Regions from separate parts of the Homo sapiens genome. Here region 2 is linked to region 1. Evidence: chromatin contacts called from ENCODE Hi-C data. All regions are on one chromosome and are shown on one strand. The core of a region is the stretch at or near the end of the contact, and the rest is flanking DNA. Distances in the headings are between cores, read along the strand shown. Region 1 holds the start of IDH2 (isocitrate dehydrogenase (NADP(+)) 2). Region 2 holds the start of SLCO3A1 (solute carrier organic anion transporter family member 3A1).

Region 1 (6,141 bases), core at 2,369-4,868:
ATAAAATAAAAGAGCCTGGGCGTGGTGGCTCATGCCTGTAATCCTAGCACTTTGGGAGGCCGAGGTGGGCTGATCACCTGAAGTCAGGAGTTCAAGACCAGCCTGGCCAACATGGTGAAACCCCCATCTCTACTCAAAATACAAAAATTAGCTGGGCATGGTGGTGCGTACCTGTAATCCCAGCTACTTGAGAGGCTGAGACAGGAGAATTGCTTGAACCTCGGAGGCAGAGGTTGCAGTGAGCCGAGTCCCACCATTGCATACCAGCCTGGGCAACAGAGCAAGACTCTGTCTCCAAAGAAAAAAGAAAAAGAAATGTGAGTCCCTGACTGCTCCCAGCTGTCCTGTCCGGCCTCCCCCCAGACCTCAGAGCTCTTTGAAGAGGCAGCTAGATGGACGCTCCTCCCCCAGGCTCTCCAGGGGCCCCTGCATCCGAGGTGCTTTTCTCCTTGCCAGATGTTTCAAGCGTCATCTACACTCCTCTTGGGACACTTTCTTTCTTTTTTTTTTTTAAAATAGAGATTAAGGTCTCACTCTGCTGACCAAGCTGGTCTCAAACTCCTGAGCTCAAGGAGTTTGCCTTGACCTCCCAAAGTGCTGGGATTACAGGTGTGAGCCACCACGCCCAGCAGACATTTTTCTCTTGTGCCTGGGTTTATGGTGATTGTATACATGTGTGTCTGGCTCCCAGAGGGTGGGGACGGAGTGATACAAATTTTTGTGCCTCCACAGGGAACTTGCACGTGACCTAAATTCAATGACAAATTGGGGTTTGATTGAAAATGTGGAGGGGTGGAAATTTTCAATTCCACTGACCCCAGATGGGAGGATCTGAGCCCCTTTCCTTTAAACACCATCTTTCTCTGCAGCAGCTTTCAGGGCCAATAGTTACCATCACCAGGAATTCCAGACCAGCACAATAAATAGGGGCTGTGGTTTCTCCCTCTTTCTCCTTCAAAAAGTAACAGAAAAAAAATTAGCCGGGCATGGTTGCATGTTCTTGTTGTCCAAGCTACTGAGGAGGCTAAGGTGGGAGGATCACTTGAGCCCGGGAGGTCGAGGCTTCAGGGAGCCATGATCATACCATTGCACTCCAGCCTGGGCAACAGAGTGAGACCCTGTCTCGGAAAAAACAAAAAAACAGTAATGGAATATGGGCCAGGTATGTTGATTTGAACTGGAGTTTTACTGCTTCCCAGCAGTGTGACATTGAGCAAGTGTGGTAACCTCTACGAGCCAAATGGAGCTGGCATCAGCTGCCTCACCAAACAGGATTTACGGGAAAGGCTGGCGTGGAGCTGGGGCCCTGGGAGGCAGGTAGTTAGAATCCGTTTAAAGATTTTGCCTCAATTGCCTCCAGCTGCTGCTGTGCTTACAAGGCACACAAGTGCTCCCCCTCTGATCCCTCAGCAGGCAAAGACCAGACTCTGGAACACACCTACAGTGCTGCCTCTGGCCAGGCCTCTGAGATATGAGTCCAACATGCAGAGAAAGGGGCAAGTCCTTGGTGGGGGGAGGGGGACAGCAATTTCATTACCGCCATTTCAGAGGTGGCAGTATGGGTGGCTGACATACGTAAGTCTGATTGTTTGGACCAGAAGGATCTTCAGGGGTCCAGTCTTCCAGTTTACAGGTGTGGACATTGAGATCCAGGCACCTGATAATACCAGGTTGGCAGGAAAGTCAAATGCCAGAGGCTTCCATGGTCTCTACTTGTGTTTGGAGCAACAGAATTCTGAACAGAGTCAAAGGGATAAGGGGTCTTTCTGGCACAAGCTGGCCCAAGACCAGGCCTTTGACAGAGGCCTCAGACTCTGGGGGGCCCAAAAGCAGCCCTCCCTTGGGCTCAGCCTTCTGGATCCCATGGCCAGAGTAGTAGTTCTGCCGGCTAGGACTTGGTGAGGGGAGCTTTGAAGTCACTAGTTGAAGGTCACCTTCCTGGTCCAGCTCCACCTGGCAATGTTGACTGTGAGGTAGTGGAGGGGAGGGCTGAGAACACAGAAGAGAAAGGTTGCTCCTATTTGGAGTGAATTAGCGTGACTGGGAAAGCAGAGAAGGGAAAGAGGTCAGGTTTTTCCAAATAAAACCCAGCCCTCAGCTGGTGTCTTAGTTTAAGAAAACAGATGAAGAGAGAAACTTTGTTTGTGGCAGAATCAATTACAACTGTCTTTTGTGGCCAGGTGCAGTGGCTCACACCTGTAATCCCAGTGCTTTGCGAGGCCGAGGCGGGAGGATCATTTAAGCTTAGGAGCTGGAGACCAGCCTGGGCAACATAGTGAGATCCCCCCATCTCTATTTTTAATTAAAACAAACAAACAAACCCATCTTTTATATGCAAACAGGCAAAAATGGAACTGTTTCTACTGTGGCTGTTTGACTACTCTAGGGTCTCAGAAAACAACACCCCAAAATGCAGGCCTCAGGAGCAGCTCTCTCTGACCCTCTCCCTCCCTCCTGTCTTTGGCCCCTCACTCTCCTCCGAGGCCAGCCATAGAAACTGGAATCCTTCTTCCTCAAGGCAGGTCATAGAAACCAGAGCCCTTCTCCCCCAAAGCCAGACATCGAACCCAAAAATATTACTCTTTCTCCCACACATTTCTGGGTAAAAACTGGCCATAAATTATCTGACCTACCTTGTTTGCTTGCAGGTCCTAAGACCCCTCCATCCCAGAGAGAGTCCTGCCCCGTACTCAGAAGGAAGGAATGCTGCAGAGAAAGGTCAAGAAGAATCTACACGGACAGGACTTGCTGGGTTTCCCCACTCAGGTTATTGGCCTTCTGGTCCAATCATATTTCTTTTTTCGTGGTTTTTTTTTTTTTTTTTTGAGACGGAGTCTCACTCTGTTGCCCAGGCTGGAGTGCAGTGGCATGATCTCAGCTCACTGCAATCTCTGCCTCTCAGGTTCAAGTGATTCTCCCGCCTCAGCCTCCTGAGTAGCTGGGATTACAGGCGCGCGCCACCATGCCCGATCAATTTTTGTATTTTTAGTAGAGACAGGGGTTTCATTATGTTAGCCAGCCTGGTCTCGAACTCCTGACTTCAAGTGATCCGCCTGCCTCGACCTCCCAAAAGTTCTAGGATTACAGACGTGAGCCACCGCGCCCGGCCCAAAGTGAGATTTCAACTCTCTCTACACCAGCTGGACCTGACAGCGGACTCGCGGAGGCGCAGACGCCGCCGGCGGTCTTAGCTCAAGAATGAAGCAGCCGCACTGGGCTAATGCGCCTTTGGGTTCAGCCCGGCAGGCGAGGGAAGCAAGAGTTCGCTCAGATTGGCTTTTGGGTTTAAGCTAAAGCGTCAGAAACTGACATCCAGGTTTACATGGGGCATCCTGGAGAGGGTCAGCCTCGCAAGCGGCTCTGCTAATCCCCCAGCCCTGATCCCGCTCGCGGGTCCCGGTGGGTCTCACGCCTGTAGCTCCTGCGGAGCTGGGCTTTCAGCGGCGCCCAGAGAAGCACCAGCCGGGCCTGGCCGCCGGGTCCCGGCTCCCGCGGGACGCTGGAGGCGTCGGCGGCCCTGGCCCCGCCTCCTCCCCGGCAAGGCCCAATGGGGCGGCAGGCCCGGCAGCCCCGCCCCGGTGGTGCCCGCGCGGCCAGCGCCCGCCAGGCCCAGCGTTAGCCCGCGGCCAGGCAGCCGGGAGGAGCGGCGCGCGCTCGGACCTCTCCCGCCCTGCTCGTTCGCTCTCCAGCTTGGGATGGCCGGCTACCTGCGGGTCGTGCGCTCGCTCTGCAGAGCCTCAGGCTCGCGGCCGGCCTGGGCGCCGGCGGCCCTGACAGCCCCCACCTCGCAAGAGCAGCCGCGGCGCCACTGTGAGTGCCGCGCGGAGGGTCCAGGCAGGCGCGCGCCCCCAGCTGCGACGTGGCGGCTTCCCAGGCTGGGGCCGGGAAGCACGTCCCGCCAGCCCGCAGCCCGGGGACGGCGGGGTCAGGCGCACAAAGGGCCGCGGGGCAGCTTCGCTCCGCGCTCCCCCGCCCGGCGCTTCCCGGCCGTGCCAGGCGCTGGGGTGGGGACTTGAGGGACGGTGGCAACTGGTGGCCCGGGCGACGGCCAGCTCTGCGCGGGCGGGGGCTCGGGGCTGCCGCGCGCCCCTAGGTATTTCGGGAGGGGGTCCTGAGAGTGTCCCGGACCCGAAGGGTGGCCTGCCCGCCCTGCGCCCCTGGAACGAGACGAGCACCCGTGGGGGGCTGGAGCACCCCGCGCGCTCCCCTGGCGAGAGGGAGGGTCGTGGCTCGGCCCCTGCTCAGACAAAGGCTGGGAGGCGGGAGACATGCACTTCCCCTTCCTTTTCAGCCAGGCGCGCGCTGATACCAGGCCCACGTCAGCTATTTTTGGAGCCTTTTACACGACAGCTGGAGGAGCGTCCTTTTTAATTTTCCCCTTTTGTTTGGCCGCCCCCACCCCCACCCCTTCGCCTTCATCGCTGCACTTGAGGCTCCATCCTGGGGCCTCTCCTTGACTTGACCTGCCTTGGCAGGCACATGCCCTCCCTGCCTGGCTCACTCGCCGCAGAGACCTGGCAGCCCGCGCAAAATGTCACTTTGCGGAATCGTTCCCACGGCTTCTGGGTACCCTTAGTTCCCTGCTTAGGAGGGAAGACAGTAGTCGGGTCGTAATAAGCAAGACTTAGCCCGAGCCTCCGTTGCCAACGCAGGCTGCCTTGCTTGGCGTGTGGGCATCGGCCTGCCCCCTCACCCTGGCTACCCAACACAGCTACAAAAGGCAGGGAACAATGTAGGTCCCTTGGCCCTGCCTAATGCCTGTTGCCATGGAAACCCCTATCCTAATCTGGCCAGGAGCCCCTTGCAGTGAGCCAGGAGAGTGAGGAAGAGGGGATGGGGCCCGCTGGCCCTGACCTGGCCAGAGGAGGTAATGGTTAACCGGATTGTGGGAGCAGCTGACTAGAGCCGGGGGGGTAGGGAGGCTTGGGCCCCAGTCCTACCTTCCCTGCCAAGGAGAAAGGGGCATGTCTGCTTTTGTACCTCTGGGAATCTACCTCAGGGATCTGCCCAACAACTCCCAGGTTCCAAGTGCCCCAGGACCCAAAGATTCCCATATAGCACACCACCTTCAGCAAAAATATGGTGGAAGTTAGCCACATTCTTTAATTCTCCCTTTTTTTCTGCCTTGATGGTAAAAAAAAAAAAAAGAAACAAACAACCCGAAAAACACACACAAACAGGAACACAAAGCGCCTTTTAAGGGTCCTGAATTTGGATACAGAAAAAGCAGTCAGTTGCAGGCCCTTCTAGAAGTCCCCATGTGGGTTGGTTATGAATGGGGAAATTGCTTGGTGTTGGAGTTGGACATCAGACTCTACAGTTGCGACTCTGCCAGCTTGTTACCTGGCAACGCAGCTGGAGACAGAATACTTGGCATTCCCCTTGATGACAAGGAAAGAATATTTTGGGGCTAAAAGAGCCCCGTGTCTTTGCTGCCTGGTAATTCCTGCACGCATCTTTTCCTATTTTGCAACGCCATAGGCTTCCAGCGACTGCTGGTGATGTTTCTGGTAAGTTAGAGCTTGGGGCAGTGCGGACCAGTTCTGTGAACGGCTCAGTGGCAGAATTACTTATCTAGCCTTCCTTCACTCCTAACCCAGAAACTTCTTAATTCTTGCCCCTTAAGTGTGCAGATCTTTCTGCCACGTCAGATAAGGCCCTAGCTGCCCTGCCAGAGCTGATTGGGGTGGTTGTGTTTAGGCCTAGTAGGTACTGAGGAAAAGCCTCTTTGGAATGGCTGAGGCCTGCTCCCACATCTTCTGTGTGAAGTTGAGGGCCCTTGGGCTGGTTCCATTCAGGGTATGAGGTGCTGGAAACTGCTCTCAGATTACTGGAAGCCAGGGTCTGTGGCCTTCCCTGGGGTTTATACTCTGTAAACCCATGTTAAAAATACCAGCAGATTGCAAATATTAGTACACTGTAGGTTGTAAGCTTCTTCAGGGCATGGGGCCTATTGCTGGAGAGAGATGCCACCCGTGTACATCTGGTGCAGGCTGCTGGTAAGAACTCACTGGCCCCTGTGTGGCAATGCATACCAGATGGGTGAGAGGGGAGGAAACACATTCAGTGAAACAGAAGGTGAGGGCAGGGCAGCCCTGACCACAGATGGAGTTGACTTCAACTTGACCTTTATTTATGTCT
Region 2 (5,637 bases), core at 1,756-4,255, 1.8 Mb before region 1:
GGCTGATTGCCAAGGTAAGGATCACGTATAACGCACACTTAGCACGTGGACCCTGCCCTGTGGTCCCCTACAGACACAAGGTCTCAGGTTTCCTAAGAAAGCCATGATGAATTAAAAGGAAGAAATGTGCCTTTCCTGCAAACAGCCTGCAATATTTCATTCTCCAATTATCCACAGAGAAGTCTCGCATGGCTGAAGGAGCAAACTTTTTTTCCCCATCTCCCAAATAACAGATGAAGAGAAAACTCTGAAGTGGCCCAGAAGAGCAAAGCCCATAGCAAGCTGCGTCAGTCAACCCTGACAAGCCAACTATTTATTTTCATGAGGCTCCGATGGCAAGGCAAAGACGAGGGCAGCCGGGCAAAGCAGAGCCCTTAGAGCCTTATGCCTCCACTCCTAGTAATCAAAATGAATTCAATTTCCTAGGCCTGTCCTCTCCTGGGCCTCCAGCTGCTTTCTGCAAGTCACCTGTTGACTCCTGTTACCCTACCCCACCCAACCAGGCTTTCCATCAGCGAAGGCTAGAAGTGCCAGGATGCCGCCACCAGGTGGACCGAATTCCTCCTCTGCTTGCCATTCCCCTGTTCTGGGATTAAAGTCAACCTCCTATCTCCTGGGGCCAGCCCTGCCTCCAGAAGTCCACCACTCCAGGAGTACTCGGCTTCTTAACTTTCTAAAGGAGCTAGGCCATTCATCTAGTTGCAGCCCAGCTTCATTTATTTGTCAAATCCTTAGATCACTGCAACCGAAAAATAGTAAGCCCACGCTTTTATCACTCCTGGGGTGAAAAGTTCTGCGGGTGTTTGCCACACATGAATAATGCACTCTACCGAGCAAAATTGGTTTGAGGCAAACAAACCGTTAAAGTGGAGGCAGCTGTTGATATACTAATTACCTCCTTCTAAACATAGACCCGGTTAGGTATTATGTACTTTGCATATGTCACAGTACAGACCCACATATATTTTATTAATGTGAATTTGCATCTCTGTAATACATGTACTTATTTAAATATTTTAACAGTTAAATTTCCCCTAAGGAAGTGCCGATAAACTGACTCCCAAAACACAATTATCCCCTATCCCTCAAATTCCAAGGGCTAATAGGTACTGTCTGCAACTGCATATTATAACTATAGACACAATAAGTGTATTTTATAGAACAGAAAACAAGGTATGCTTTTGACTACAGGGTTCACTTGCAGTCTACAAGTTACGAATGCACAAGACAGAGACCGGGATGTAAACGCTTTTCGTCTCAGAATGAGCAACAGAAATGTATTTGATTTTCAAAAGCCCTGAAATTCTGTCACCCCAGGAACAGAGCTGAGTTTGAAGACCCCCTCTCTCACAACCACCTAACTTCCTCAACACCGGAGACCAAGCACTGCTTGTATTTCCCTTTAACAGTGAGCCCTGAGCCTTAAGAGATAGTTTATGAATGGTATACAGCCCCCAGCGTCTGGCCCTCATGAACTTTACCCCAAGGCCAGGAATGAGGGATTAATCATAGCATCAGGATACGCGTGGTTCTATCTCTGGATGTGGTTATTCAATGGCCAAAATCTTGTCCAATTCTATCTCCATCAAACTTGCTCAGGAATACTCAAAGTCTATGACATTTGATTCCAGTTGCGGGTCAATAGCCAAGTAATGATTTAACACTATAAACTCTCAAAAAAAATTTCCCGTTTAGACAGGACTGTACTTAGGTGTGGAAGCACGCTCTCTGGAACTCAAGTTGCGACCACCTGAGCAGAGGAGGCGAAAGCGACAAAGTAGGTACCTGACAGTGCTGAGTCATTACAAGCTGTTTCCTCTGAAATGTTACGCACCCATGGGCCCTCTGAGCATTAACATCCCCTTTCTGGAGGCAAATAAAATACATATTCATTGTGGAAAATGGTGCAACCTTCTGTAGGCGACAGACCACGATGGGGAATTTAGCACTAAGAGTGGATAGCAGGAACTACACAAACTCGCAGCTGCTCTCTAGGTACCGTAACTTTATCCCAGACGCTCAAAGAGGGCTATAGGGATACCGGGTGGCAATATTCCCCCTGCAGCCCCGGCTCAGGCCAGGGCCACACTAGGGCGCATTTCACTCTAAGCTGTTATATCCCCCTGTAATTGGCGGATGTAGAAAGCGCCCGGAGAAAATGATGCATAATAGATTTGTTCTCGAGGAGGATGCAATGGAGAGTAGAGGACGCAGGATGCTAACTGGTTTTTCTTCCCATGTGCAGGTCACCTGAAAACCCCGACGCTTTTTCGTTCCTCTCCAAGGAGAACCCTGAACTCACCGTCTCGCTCCGCTCTTATGGGGGGAGAGGAATAGTTTCACGCCCACCTGCCCGCCGCCTCTCCTCCCCCGGCACCCCCTGCCCCAGCCGGACGCGCGCGAGCTGCTACCGGCATCAACGGTCCCGCCCGCTACCCGCTCGCTGGCAGCCCCGGCCGGCAGCTCCCCCGGCGGCCGCCTCTGCACCACTCGCCAACCTCCACGCCGGGCCGAGGTCATGCCCGCCTGCCCCCAGCGCCGGGCGGCCCCCTCGTCGGGCCAGGCGGCCGCTCGAGAGCCGGGCTGGGGAAGGGGCCCGCGGCGGAGTTGGCTCGGGGACTCACCAGGTAGGCGCCCACCGTGCCCTGCGCCAGCATCAGGGCGCACTCGGACACCAGGAAGATCTTGATGTTGGAAAAGCAGGACACCTTCTTTTTCTTTTTCTTGTTCCTCTGCGCCTCGTCCCCCTGCAGCTCGCCGCTCCGGCCGCCGCCCGACGAACCGCCCGGCTTCTTCCCCTGCATCCTTCCCCCGCCGCCGCCGCCGCCGCCGCCGCTGCCGCTTTCCCGCTCGCCCCGGGTGTCGGGGCCGCTGCCGGGCGGGGGTGCGCGCCTCGAGGCTGCGTGCTGTCCCCGCCCCGGGTTCGCGGCGGCCGCCCCCGTCCTGCCGGGGCTGGAGAGGTGGAAGGCACAGCTCCTCGCCGCCGCCGCCGCCGCCGCGATCGCCCCTTCCTCCTCCTCCTCCCCCGCCTCCGCCCTCCCCTGGCCTCCTCCTCCGGCTCCGGCTGTGCCAATCACAGGGGCTCGTCGCGCCGCCCGCCGCCGCCGCTGCCTCGCCTCCCGCGGCCGCCCGCCGCTGCCATCGCCCGGTTCCCCTTGCCCGCCGGCCGCGCCTGCTCTCACCCCCTCAGCCCCAGCCCCAAGGCCTGGGCCTGGGCCGCCGCTGCGCGCCCTCGCCGAGCCGCTCCTCGCTGCCGGTGCGCCCCCGGGGAGGCACGGGAGGCGGGCTTGGGATGCGGAGGGCGGCCCGGCGGCCGAGGCTGGGAGGGTCCGGCTGCCGGGAGAACTGGGGAGACCCGGAGTCCTTGCGGAGTAAGGGGGGTGCCCCTGAGGGCGGGAGGCGGCGCCCGGCCCCTAGGTGGCGCTGCGGGGCACGGGGCCCCGCGGCGGAGACTGGCGGCTCTGCGCCGGGCGCGGAGATGGGGTGCGGAGGCGCCCCCGCGGGGCTGGGACCCGGCGCTCGGGAACCCGGGTGCCCAGGCCTCAGAGGGCAGGCTGTTCCCAGGAAGGGAGAATACTGAGTACCCAGGAAGGGCTTGGCGCGCGCTCTTCTCCGCCCGGGGATTTCTGGGGACAGATGTTGTGCTCTGGGTCTTGGGGAGGTGCCAGAGGTCAGAGCTGCTTGAGGCTTCTGCCGCCTGCCGGTTTCTGCCCCAGCTGTCCCCGGCCACAGGGGGTGTTGAAAAGGCCCCAGACCGAAAGGACAGAAAGGGGAAGTTAGAGGAATACGTCGGGAGCCCCACGGACCGTTAGTGCCCCAGCCTCGGTGTCCAGGCGCTGCAAGATCGCCGCGGCCCCAGCAGAGGGCCTTCTCCGGCCCTTCATCCGCCCAGGGCCCCGCTGCTGGAGCGCTCAGCAAGCGGCCAGCCGCAGGCCTGCTGGGTCCCCACCCGTCCCCTGGCTCTGTGGCCCTGGCCACCATCCTCGGCCTTGACCTGAATGCCTGGCCCATGGCAGCCGCTCCTAATTACTCCCCACTCTCACCGTTACCAAGGAGTGTGGGCCACAGGGCACTACCAATAGGATCTGCTAGTTCTCAACTGCAGCGTTTGGAAGCTGAGAGAAAAGCTCAGAGGGCTGGACAGGTACCAGGAAACAGCACCTTCCACCTGGGCCATTGGGGGACTCAAGGAATCATTTAAAACGGTTTCCTTAATAATTGTGTCAAAGAAAATGACCCACTCTCCCAAGCGCCTGTGTCCAAATGCAGGCTCAACTTCAAAACTGAATAGCAATGAACCCGACCATATTTTTCCTTTCTCCCGAAGAACTTGAATGAGAATGGAGGGTGTAATGGTGGGGATGTTGTTTTGCCATGGCATTTAAATATAAACTGCTTCATCCTTCTGTGGCTCCAGACGTGATCTCACCCAGGCTTGGTGTCGCTTTGAGATGCCCTCACCTTGTCTAGGCCACCTCCTATCTGAATTGGCTCCCCCCACACTTGAAGTCTCTTCCCGTCTTCCCCACTTCCTGAATCAGTGGTCACACCATTCCCGGCCAGTCCTATAATGAGAATCCTTACTGCCCCCTTCTTTCTTCCCCACACCCTCCTATCACTCGGAGCCAACTTCTCTGCAGGATCTTTATGTCCCCCTCTTTCCCTCCCCATCACTTTGCTTCATGGGCTACCTCCCCACTTCCTCCTGAGAAGACCCTTGACAAGCTAGCTCTGTTCCCTGCCTCTGTGACGGTAAGCTGCAAAGCTGAGCTGAGACTTGTCTACGAATGGTGACCCCATTGCTAATGAAATGTGCGGAGTGCTTTATAGTCTTCAACTCTTATTTACATTCTTTGTAATAACAAGAGCTAATGTTTACTGTGTGCTTATTATGGCCAGACACCATTCTCAGTGCTTCACCCGCATTTACAACGTAATCCTCACAGCAATCCTCTAAACCAGATACTATTATTAGCCTTGTTTTACAGATGAGACAACTGAGGCCTAGAAAGGTTAACCTGACCAGTGTCACTTGTCTAGTAAGTGGCAGGGCAAGTCTTTGAAAACCAGGTTGTCTGCCATCATAGCCCAGGTTCTTTATAACTACATACATATTATCTCGTTTATCACGCAGTGTGGTTCATCTGATGGGGAGGCTGGGACTTATGTTGTTCCTCTTTTATAAAGCTGGAAAGGAACAAAACTTGCATCCATGTCCAGCCCTTTTTGTTCTTTTTTGTTTGTTTGTTTGTTTGAGATGGAGTTTCGCTCTTGTTGCCCAGGCTGGAGTGCAATGGTGCGATCTCGGCCCATGGCAACCTCCACCTCCCGGGTTTCAGTGATTCTCCTGCCTCAGCCTCTGGAGTAGCTGGAATTACAGACGTGCCACCACACCCGGCTAATTTTGTATTTTTAATAGAGACGGGGTTTCTTAATGTTGGTCAGGCTGGTCTCGAACTCTGATCTCAGGTGATCCACCTGCCTCAGCCTCCCAAAGTGCTGGGATTACAGGCATGAGCCACCACGCCCGGCCAGCCCTTTTTGTTCTATGCCACAATGCCTCATGTACAGACTGAGAAGGGCACAGCCTTCTTTCAGCTTAACCATTTATTTTAGATTAAAAAATTAGCTGTCTTT

The links. Hi-C counts contacts between places; a loop is a spot of excess contacts on that map. Pooled maps may share reads with other maps.
Region 2: a loop to region 1 is called in a map of CD8-positive, alpha-beta T cell, with 13 times the contacts of the local background. The contact joins the promoter of SLCO3A1 here to the promoter of IDH2 in region 1. A Hi-C loop is called at or near these places in 2 of 168 maps with a recorded cell type or tissue (CD8-positive, alpha-beta T cell and naive thymus-derived CD4-positive, alpha-beta T cell) and 6 of 50 pooled maps.

What each region holds. Positions count from the first base shown.
Region 1 is chr15:90,099,945-90,106,085 of GRCh38, reverse strand. IDH2 (isocitrate dehydrogenase (NADP(+)) 2) reads left to right here and starts at 3,618. Exons shown (of 11, transcript NM_002168.4): 1 at 3,618-3,810. The coding sequence starts at 3,696. IDH2-DT (IDH2 divergent transcript) reads right to left here and starts at 3,954. Exons shown (of 3, transcript NR_149130.1): 1 at 3,708-3,954; 2 at 2,634-2,706. RefSeq lists silencers at 3,408-3,867, 4,188-4,257, 4,748-4,837, 4,898-4,947 and enhancers at 3,482-4,336, 4,337-5,192.
Region 2 is chr15:91,851,076-91,856,712 of GRCh38, reverse strand. SLCO3A1 (solute carrier organic anion transporter family member 3A1) reads right to left here and starts at 3,005. Exons shown (of 10, transcript NM_013272.4): 1 at 2,625-3,005. The coding sequence starts at 2,804. RefSeq lists silencers at 3,401-3,540, 3,409-3,583.